Linked DNA regions of Homo sapiens: region 1 is linked to region 2. The links are chromatin loops, found by intact Hi-C in ENCODE. Cell type or tissue: psoas muscle. All regions are shown on one strand.

Evidence for each region. A loop is a pair of places that touch in the nucleus more often than their neighbours do. Peaks named below come from ENCODE experiments on the same cell type or tissue, not always from the same donor. Only the 100,000 strongest peaks of a DNase experiment are listed, where the experiment ranks them.
Region 1: it touches region 2 in a loop (2.7-fold over the local background); 48 of 110 quality-filtered maps call a loop at or near these places.

Annotation. Positions count from the first base shown.
Region 1 is chr7:151,170,557-151,175,556 of GRCh38, reverse strand. No RefSeq gene overlaps it. Among named protein-coding and RNA genes, the nearest start is that of GBX1, 5.4 kb to the right of the region's middle. RefSeq lists an enhancer at 501-795 and a silencer at 501-795. In psoas muscle, a CTCF peak has its summit at 2,820 (motif pointing right); DNase peaks (open chromatin) are centred at 656, 1,416, 1,626 and 2,816.
Region 2 is chr7:151,301,710-151,306,709 of GRCh38, reverse strand. No RefSeq gene overlaps it. Among named protein-coding and RNA genes, the nearest start is that of NUB1, 38 kb to the left of the region's middle. RefSeq lists a silencer at 3,007-3,176 and an enhancer at 2,518-3,376. In psoas muscle, CTCF peaks have their summits at 2,891 and 3,093 (motif pointing right); a DNase peak (open chromatin) is centred at 3,099; H3K4me3 peaks cover 906 bases; H3K27me3 peaks cover 1,851 bases.

The sequences.
Region 1 (5,000 bases), 130 kb after region 2:
GGGTCCCAGGCTTGCCAGCTCCATGAAATGACAGAATGACCGCCAGGTGAGAACGCGTTTGAAAAGGCCTAAAGGAGGTGCAGGGTGCACATGGAGGCAGTGCAGAGAGTTGGGCAGGAAGGCACAGGAACCCTTGGGGTAGGAAGGTGAGGAGGCAGGAGAGCCACCCGGAAGGAGGGGCATGTGGGGTGGCCGATCGCAGAGGGTAACCATGGCTCAGGTGACAGCGAAAGGCCCAGGTTTAGAAAAACAGAACCAGTTCTGCCTATTGCCTGACACGGTAGGTCAGGGAGCACCAGAAGCATGCCTGGTTCCTGCCTCTTTTATCTGCTCCTTCCTTAAATTTAGCTCTGGCCGCAAGAGCGCTGAGTTGAAAGTTCCATGACACAGGTTCTGGTCTTAACTCTGCCATTAACTTGTGGAACGTAAGTCTCTTCCCTCTCTGGGATCACGTTTCTGCATCTGTAAAAAGAGAGGGAGGAGAGTCCCTGAGGGTCATTGCAGTATCAGGATTTTCAGAACCTGCCAGAGGCCCCAGCAGTCGGGAGCTGCCTGCAACCACAGGCGAAGGGCAGGTGGTCGGGACAGAGCAGCCAATCAAGTGCACCGTGATCCCTGACGTCAAGGGTCGCTGGACAGAGTTCCCCCAGGCGGCGGAGTGCGCAAGCGCTGGAGCTCGCGACTTTCCCGCCAACCGGCACTAGCGAGGCGACGAAGGGCGGGGCCAGGAGGGCGCGAAGGGACAGGGGTTGGGGCCTGGAGGGCGCGAGGCGGCAGGGGGCGAGGCCTGGAGGTCGCGAGGCTTTAGGCCGCGCGGACCAGAGCCCGAAGCCGGGTTAGGCGTTGAGAGGCGGCTGAGGAGAAGCGGAGAGGAAGTGAGGGGGCCCGGATTCCCACCCTGGCCTCACGGACCTTGGGCTGACCGGTCTGTCTGGCTTCAGGTACTAGGGCGCGGCTCTGGGACGCGGGTGCGGGTGGGCAAGCGGTGGAGGCTCCTCGCTGTGGAAACCCCAGGCGGACCCCGACCGCACAGGCCCCACCTCGCGGGCAGGAAGCGGCTGCCCCAAGACATGGGCGGGAACCTGGTGCGCGAGGCCCACTCCTGTCGAGGGCCTGCGGGGCGCCCCGTGGAGACCGCGGCTCGGGTGGGGGTCCCGGGGGACGCCCTAGTGCTCGATGGTTTGTTCCGCAGCCGTTCCAGGGCCTGCTGCGTTCAGGCACCGCCGCACGGGGGCAAGGACTGCCCTCCAGGCCCCCACCAGGGTCCGCTTGCGCGGGGTAGCCGGAGCGCGGCGCACAGGAGGAAGCGGCAGGTGCTGCCGAGCCCGGGGAGAGACGTGCGGGATGGGGGGTTGGCAGTCGGTGACAGGGAAACCTGCTCTCTGAGGAGGTGACATTTAGCCTGAGACCTGAGTAGAGCAGATCAGTAGGAGTGGCAGGACGGACCGTCCTGGCTGCGGGCGTGGGTCGGGGGGCACCTGCGGCGGTGGTCCAGGCCAGAGGTGGTCGCGGCGGGCGAGATTCGGGATCCCTGGGAAGAACTGGGGGGCCGCCGCTGGGGGGGATGTAGGGGGCTGCAGAATAGCGCTGTCTAGGGCGACTCGCAGGTTTTTGGCTTGGACCCCTGGACGGTGGTGCCAGATGCTAAGATGGGGAAGACGAGGAAGTAACGGGAAGCAGAAGGCCGTTGCTGGGGAGATGGCACTGGAGCCGCCTAGGAAGCATCTCAGAGGCTGTGGCCCTTGGCACGGGGATCTGGGGCCAGGTCGAGCGCAGGTCTGGGTATCATGCGAGTGCGGGCTCGCTGGTGCGGGAAAGAGTTTGGAGCTCTGCTCCCAGGGAATCCCGACTCCCGCAGATGACTTGCCCGAGAGAGTCCTGCTGGTGGATTTTGATGGAAATTCTATTTGATCGCACCCACTTGGTTCACTGTGTGCTTCCGGGTCCCCAGGTTTTAGGTGCTTCATGCCCTGCTGGGAACGAGACACGCTCCTGCCCTCAGTGAATCTTCAGTCTAGTCTGAGAAACAAGGGTGTGAACAACCAGTTAGAATACAAGGGGCAATAGGATGAATGCAAGATAAACGTGGGAGCAGGAGCTGGGGGCATGAAGAGGAGGGTGAGGAATGGGGTTGAGATCTGGGAGGGCGTCCCAGAAGAAGGACCCTCCTCTAAAGTGATAGGAAGATGGGGGAGGATTTCTGGCCACATCTGGAGAGCCTGCGATCATGGGATGCCTTTTTAAGGACGGGGAAGGGAAGAAAGGCGATGTGGAGTGGTGGCTGTGAAGGGGCTGTGCACAACTTCACATATTGTCCCCTTAGCGGGCAATGTCAGGAGGGTCCTCACTGGGGTTAGACATTCAGACTCTTGCGAGCCAGGGCGCTCCCTCCCCAGCCTCCTGGCTGTTGGTCCCGCGGGCCCAGAACCTCTCCCTGGTAATTGCTTTTCGTAATGTGTTTGCTCCAAACCAATTTCACGCCTCCGTGAGGACTCCGCCCTGCACTGAGGCGCGGACCTCCCCACCACCAACCTACCCGCGTGTGAACGCGCGGGCTCATACATACTGTACACATTTAACACAACAGAAATACAGGGTTCGGGTACCGGGGCACACTAAACATACTTAACCCTACACTCACGCACACTAGACGTTAAGACACTCACGTACAACCCCCCGTCCCCAAACAGTGCATTCACAGTTAAGCATCTAGAGGCGTCCCGCGCGCTCGCCCTTGGATGCTCCGTTAGTGGTTTCTTTGCCCTCGGCGCGTCTCCTGGACTGTCGCCAGGGGGCGCTGCAGCACCCCGCACCTCCTTCGCCGTGCCCGCAGTTGTGCGCTGCTGCCACCAGAGGGCACCCGCGGCCAGGCCCGACGCTGCCCACCATGAGAGGACTTTCTCTGGCCAATGAGTGGATTGGAGGTATAGATTTGTGGTCTTTGACTTGAATACTTTGTTTTTTTCTTAGCATCCTTGGTGCTGGTTGGCAACACAGGTCAGGCCAGATGATGAGGCCGCGGTGGGCACAGAGGGTAGATTAAAGATAAAATTCCTCTGTAGGAGCATTTCCCAAATGTCAGAGAATATGGACAAAGCAGCACTTTCAGAATTCTGTTTCGGACAATGAGACCAGGTACTTGCCCATAATGCGTCTGTTCAGGAATTCAGTAGGAGAATCATAGTTTTTTGCTGGTAAAGAAAGGAACTAGCTCTGTTCAGATTTGACAGAGGTAAGGTCTGTACTTGATACTGATGAGAGAGTGAAGTAGTTTTTGGAGTGCTCTGGATTTCAGGGAAAATGAGTCCCCTTCCTTTCTTCGCCACTCTACTCTTTGTCTATTTAGTGCAGGAAGAACTCGTTTTGGAAGGTGTTTTTTCATATTCAATTGACTCTTGCCCTTGCTTTTTGACTAGACAAAGTTTTTTTTTTTGAGACGGAGTCTGACTCTGTCGCCCAGGCTGGAGTGCAGTGGTGTGATCTCTGCTCACTGCAAGCTCCGCCCTCTGGGTTCACACCATTCTCCCGCCTCAGCCTGCCCAGTAGCTAGTACTACAGGTGCCTGCCACCACGCCTGGCTAATTTTTTGTATATTTAGTAGAGACGGGGTTTCACCGTGTTAGCCAGGATGGTCTGGATCTCCTCACCTCGTGATCCACCCGCCTCAGCCTCCCAAAGTGCTGGGGTTACAGGCGTGAGCCACCACGCCCAGCCCTTGTTGTTCTTATTTGTAAGACAGGGTCCTGCTCCGTCACCCAGGCTAGAGTGCAGTGGCACAATCTCTGCGCACTGAAGCCTCAACCTCCCCGGCTCAAGTGATCCTCCCACCTCAGCCTCCTGAGTAGTTAGGACTACAGGCATGTGCCACCATGCCTGGCCAATTTTTAAATTTTTTTTTATAGAGACGGGATCTCACTATGTTGCCCAGGCTGGGCTTGAACTCCTGGTCTCAAGTGGTTCTCTCACCTGGGCCTCCCAAAGTGTCGGGATTACAGACATAAATCATTGTACCCAGCCAGAGTAGATATTAATCACTCTCCCTCACAGATGGAGATGTCAAAGAGGGGTCAAGGTCACAGGGCCCAGTGAGGGGTCAGAAGAGGAATTTGATTCCAGGTCTTTTTCCTTTAGCCAGTGCTTCTTTCCATTTACCATGTGGCCTCAGTTCTATGTTCTATGAAAGGGCAGGGAAAGGAAATGGGTTGCTGCAGTTGCCACTATGTATGCCAATGTTACGGAATGTCAAGGACTTCACAGAAGTCACACTTCGTATCTCTAGCATGGCAAGGGAACAGATAGAGGATATAAATGGGTTATGAAATACAGTATCTAACAAACACAAACCACACCAGGTCAGTAGAAGTACTTAAGGTCTCACCTGCCTCTGTTCAGAATTGGTGGCCCACTGGGATTTGTTGGCACTAAGTTTTAAGTATGTACTTCCTGGCCAGGCGCAGTGGCTCATGCCTATAATCCCAGCACTTTGGGAGGCCGAGGCAGGCAGATCATGAGGTCAGGAGTTCGAGATCAGCCTGGCCAACGTGGTGAAACCCTGTCTCTACTAAAAACACAAAAATTAGCCGGGCATGGTGGCAGGCGCCTGTAATCAGAGCTACTTGGGAGGCTGAGGCAAGAGAATCACTTGAATCCGGAAGGAGGAGGTTACAGTGAGCCAAGATCATGCCACTACACTCCAGGCTGGGCAACAGAGCGAGACTCCATCTCAAAAAAAAAAAAAAAGTAGGTACTTCCTGTGCCAGCTTGAGTAGAGAATCCACTTTACTGAGTATAGTTCTAAGCAATAAGCTCTTGGCATGAACTAGGCGACATATATCTTCAAGATCAGAGGGTTATTTTATTTATTTATTTTTTGAGATGGAGTTTCCCTCTTGTTGCCCATGCTGGAGTGCAGTGGTGCGATCTCGGCTCACTGCAACCCACCTCCCAGGTTCACGCGATCTCCTGCCTCAGCCTCCCAAGTAGCTGGAATTACAGGCATG
Region 2 (5,000 bases):
GATGCACACTAATTTTTTTTTTTTTTTTGTAGAGACAAGATTTCACCATGATGCCCAGGCTTGTCTCGAACTCCTGGGCTCAAGGGATCCGCCTGCCTTGACCTCCTCAAGTGTCGGGATTATAGGTGTGAGCCACTGCGCCCAGCACTCCTGAATGTATCTTGATGCAGCCAAACAGTATCAACTTCTCCTCCATCTCAGCCACAATACTTATTGCCTGGACTGTATATTGAAGTTCAAATCATATTCTATGTGATATTTAAACACAGCTTCAAACATACAAACCACAAAATGCCACCACCACGTGCCTTGCTGTGGGTGTCATTTCACTCACCGTGTTAAATGCTACCAGAGTTTTCAATCTGCAGACAGGATATTCAGTTCTGGGAAATTTTCATGTATGTTTACAAATAACTTCCTTCCTATTATATACTCGTTTTCCCAAAACTCCAACTTGGACATCCTGGATTTATCTTCTACTTCTAATTTCTCTCCTGAATTCTCAGAGTTGAAAGTTATGAAATACATATTGAAAGAATGCCCCAAATACTCTGTACAATGTAAAATTAGGCCCATTCAAAGCACACTGTCATGAACTCTGGGGATATTGAGGGCACAGAGAAGACTCTACAAGCTTCCAATCCTACATATAGATAGATGTAATAGGAAGGCTGAAGGATAAGAGTGGCCTCAGACTTCTCATCTACAACACTAGAAGGTAGCCATGCCTTCAACACTCTGAGGGGGCTGGGTGAAGTGGCTCATGCCTGTAATCCCAACACTTTGGGAGGCCAAGGTGGGAGGATCACTTGAAGCCAGGAGTTCAAGACTGGCTTGGGAAGCAAAGTAAGGCACCCAATCTCAAAAAAAAAAAAAAAAAAAAAAAAAGTTTAGAAAATTAGCCAGGTGTGCTGGTGCACACCTGTGGTCCCAGCTTCTTGGGAGGCTGAGGTGGGAGGACTGCTTGAGCCCAGGAGTTCAAGATTGCAAAGCTGTGAGCAACACTGCACTCCATCCTGGGCAACAGAGTGAGATCTTGTCTCTAAAATCAAAAACCAAAACTGAGGGAAACTGATACCCGGATAACAATTACATACCCAGCTAAGCTACCAAGCAAGTGTTACGGTAAAATAAAAACAGGGTCAGATATACAAGCTCTCAAAACTTTACCTCTCAAGCATCTTTTTTCAGGAAGCTATGGAAGGACGTACTCAATTAAAATGGGAGAATAAAGGAAGAAACAAGAAAAACGATCCAGGAACCAGGGTCGGCCAACCAAGAGGGAGGCAAGGGCCTCTCTGGGCTGCAGGGCAGAAGCCCCGGGAAAGAGTTCTTCAAAACACTGAAATGAACAGACTATCGGACAGGAATTTATCAAAAGGAGAGTTACACAGCTGGGGAAGAATTTGGTGATAAAATAGCCATAAACATCTGGAGAACTAAGTGAAAGGAAGTTCAAGACAATCAGTAAATCCAGAGAAAAGAAAAAGGTGGCAGAAAGGAAAAATAGTCCTAATATATAGTCCACCGCTCATTTGTGAACAGTAGTTACCTAACCCATCAACATCCATCTGACCCAAGGTAAGAATTCAGTGGCGGATGAGGAGGTAGGAGGGGTGGGGTGGGTGTGAGGAGGAGTTAAGTCCTCCTCTTCCGTAGCCAGTAGGAAACGCTAACGATGGAAATCTGTTGTTTAGAGACATGGAGGCAAAACAGAAGAGAATCAGCTGGAAGAGCTAAGAGCCCCGCTGTGGAGGACAGGAAGTGGGAGGTGGGAACTGCTTTTTTTCAGACATCTCCTGTAACAGCGTGATTCTAAACTGTGTAACTTTTTGTTTGTTTGTTTGTTTGTTTTACAGGAACACGGATTTGATTTTTTTTTTTTTTTTTTTTTGAGACGGAGTCTCGCTCTGTCTGTCGCCCGGGCTGGAGTGCAGTGGCGCGATCTCAGCTCACTGCAAGCTCCGCCTCCTGGGTTCACGCCATTCTCCTGCTTCAGCCTCCCGAGTAGCTGGAACTACAGGCACTTGCCACCAAGCCGGGCTAATTTTTCGTATTTTTAGTAGAGACGGGTTTTACCGTGTTAGCCAGGATAGTCTCGATCTCCTAACCTCGTGATCCGCCCGCCTTGGCCTCCCAAAGTGGTGAGATTACAGGCATGAGCCACTGCGCCCGGCCTTGATGTTTTAATAAAAATACAGTTCTACAAAAGGTGCTTAACACAGCCCCGGACGGGGTTCTCAGGTGGAGTCAGCCCTAGGACCCCTAAAAGACGCACGCAGACAGAGCCTGCTCCCCCCACGCTCCCGCCAGCACCGGGACCCACTGAGAGCCACTGCCGGGTGTCCTTCATATAAAAAAAAAAAAAAAAGGCGGGTGCAGTGGCTCACGCCTGTAATCCCAGCACTTTGGGAAGCTGAGGCGGGCAGATCACCTGAGGTCAGGAGTTTGAGGCCAGCCTGGCCAATATGGCGAAACCCCGTCTCTACTAAAAATACAAAAATTAGTTGGGCGTGGTGGTGCGCGCCTGTAATCCCAGCTACTCGGGAGGCTGAGGCAGGAGAATCATTTGAACCCAGGAGCTGGAGGTTGCAGTGAGCCGAGATCGCGCCACTGCACTCCAGCCTGGGCGACAGAGCGAGACTCTGCCTCAAAAAAAAAAAGATAGAAAGAAAGAAAGAAAGAAACTTACTACACAAAGCTCTTGTTGAAACGGTGTAACTTGGTTGAAATTACAAAAAGCAGGGCCCTAGCGAGTTGCTTGGCCGTGCCGTACGCGCAGGCGCGCCCACTCCCACCCAGCAGGAGGACCCCGCCATCGTCAAGTCGTGACCTGTCATCCACACAGAGGACTGTCGGGGCCAAGTGGCCTCTGACGGGAGTAGGGGGTGAGAATCCGAGGTGGACCCTGGGAGAGCGCAGTTGGCTGGGGTGCTGCGCTGAAGGGGCCTCCAGGGTCAGGGCAGCAGGCGTGAGCCAGTGCCTGGCATGGAGTGGGGCTCCCTCGCCCCTTCCCGGCTGCTGCTCAGCGGCTGATTCCGCGGGCCCGGGGGCGCTCCAAGGGGCGTCGGTCCCGCGACGGCCGCCAGGTGGCGCCAGAGCCCGCCCAGCCGCAGCCCCTGCGCCTGCCAGCCCCGGTGCCCGCCAGCCAACGCCAAACCCAACCCGGCCAGGGTCCTGGGTCTCCCGCCCCTCCCTCAGAGTCTCCGAGGGGCGGGAAATGGTTTCCAAAAGAATTCAAATACATTCAAAAGCAGACCGGATGTAACGAAGAAGCCAGTCCAGGTTCTCTTACACCTCCAGCGGAGCCCCGCCGCCTGTTTCTCTCTAAAAGCAAATCCCAGACGATCCATCATTGCATCTGAAAATATCTCAGTTCCGAACTCTATAAAATAAGGACTCTAAAAAAAGTATAGTCCCGGCCGGGCGCAGCGGCTCACGCCTGTAATCCCAGCACTTTGAGGGGCCGAGCCGTGTGGATCACCTGAGGTCAGGAGTTCGAGACAAGCCTGGCCAATATGAATAAACCGTGTCTCTACCAAAAACACAAAAATTAGCCGGGCGTGGTGGCGGGAGCCTGTAATCCCAGCTACTCGGGAGGCTGAGGCAGGAGAATCACCTGAGCCCCGGAGGCGGAGGTTGTTCTGAGCGGAGATCACATCATTGCACTCCAGGCTGGGCGACAGAGGGAGACCCCGTCTCAAAAAAAAAAAAAAAAAAAAGAAAGAAAGAAAAAAGAAAAAAAATTATAGTCCCTATGTCGTGACCACACACGTTTAACAAATGCGGGTTCCTGGATCAGGAATCTGAGCCCGAGAGGGGACGGGAATCTGAGCCTTGTGACAAGTTTTCCCTGCAAAGTCTTGGGGTGCTGTGTGCAGAGGAACAGGACAGACTCCCCCTGAGCTCTGCTCCAGTACTGCTCCAGAGGCAGATGGAGAGCCGGCGTATCACATGCGGGCATCAGGATGGCATATTTGGGGGAACAGGGGTTTGGGAAGAGCCAGGTCGGATGGAGAGGGCAGGGACAGGCTGGGGAGCCCTGGTCCCACCCACACCCTCCCCACTTGGGGACCTCTCTTGTCTCCAAACATTACTCGGTCAGCCGGACGGTGAGTGGTGCCGTGGATAACAGGTCCCTTCTTGGGCTGCTGTGTCTAGTCCCTTAACTTCAATGCCCTTTTTAAGGCTTAAACCTTAGGTCGTTGCTCTGTTCCAATAGTCACACGTGCTCGAAGAACTGACCTGCTCATTTGGCCCTCAGCTGCCACCACGAGGCTCCCTCCTGGAGCTATTCCTCCCTGGACCGGCCACAGGGGAGGGCCCCAGGCAGCGTGGCTCCTCCAGTCCTGCCGCCTCTCTCATGCCACCTGTGTTTCCGAGCCAGTCCATCCAAGGAAACAGACAAGGTAGCCATGAGCATGAGTAGAGAGGTGCCCACGTTCCGGACCACTCTCGCTGTATTTGTCTCCCATCTCCATCAGAAGACTCCGCTGAGCTCCAAGGCAGGTGGGGTCACAGGCTGAGGCTGAGGACCAGCTGTGTGTTAAAAGCCAGCCAGTCTTGGGCAGAGGACCTCACCTTTCTTGGACGCAGATCTTGGAACCAGTACAGTGGCACCAAGGGCAGGTCTGAGGATTCAAGGTGACATGACAATCTTGAACGCTGAACCCAATGCCTCCCTAAGTGATGTTCTTGTCAAACAAGCTTCTGCCAGACGCTCTCCTCAGACTGTCCATTTTCACTCCAGATCTTTCTGTTCACTCATTTATCCTCTTGGCAAATACGTATTGTGCACCTACTGTGTGCGAGGTGCTAGGGATGCTGCAGCAATCCAACGGGCACCAATCTCCCCTCACAGAGAAGACATACTCCAAAGAGGAAAGGGGCCTCGCTGTGATGACAGGCAGTGCAGGTGTAGACCATGGCCTTGGACAGGGGTTCCAAGTGAGACGTGTTGCAGGGCCTGAGGCAGGCTCACCTAACTCGCCCAGCACCTG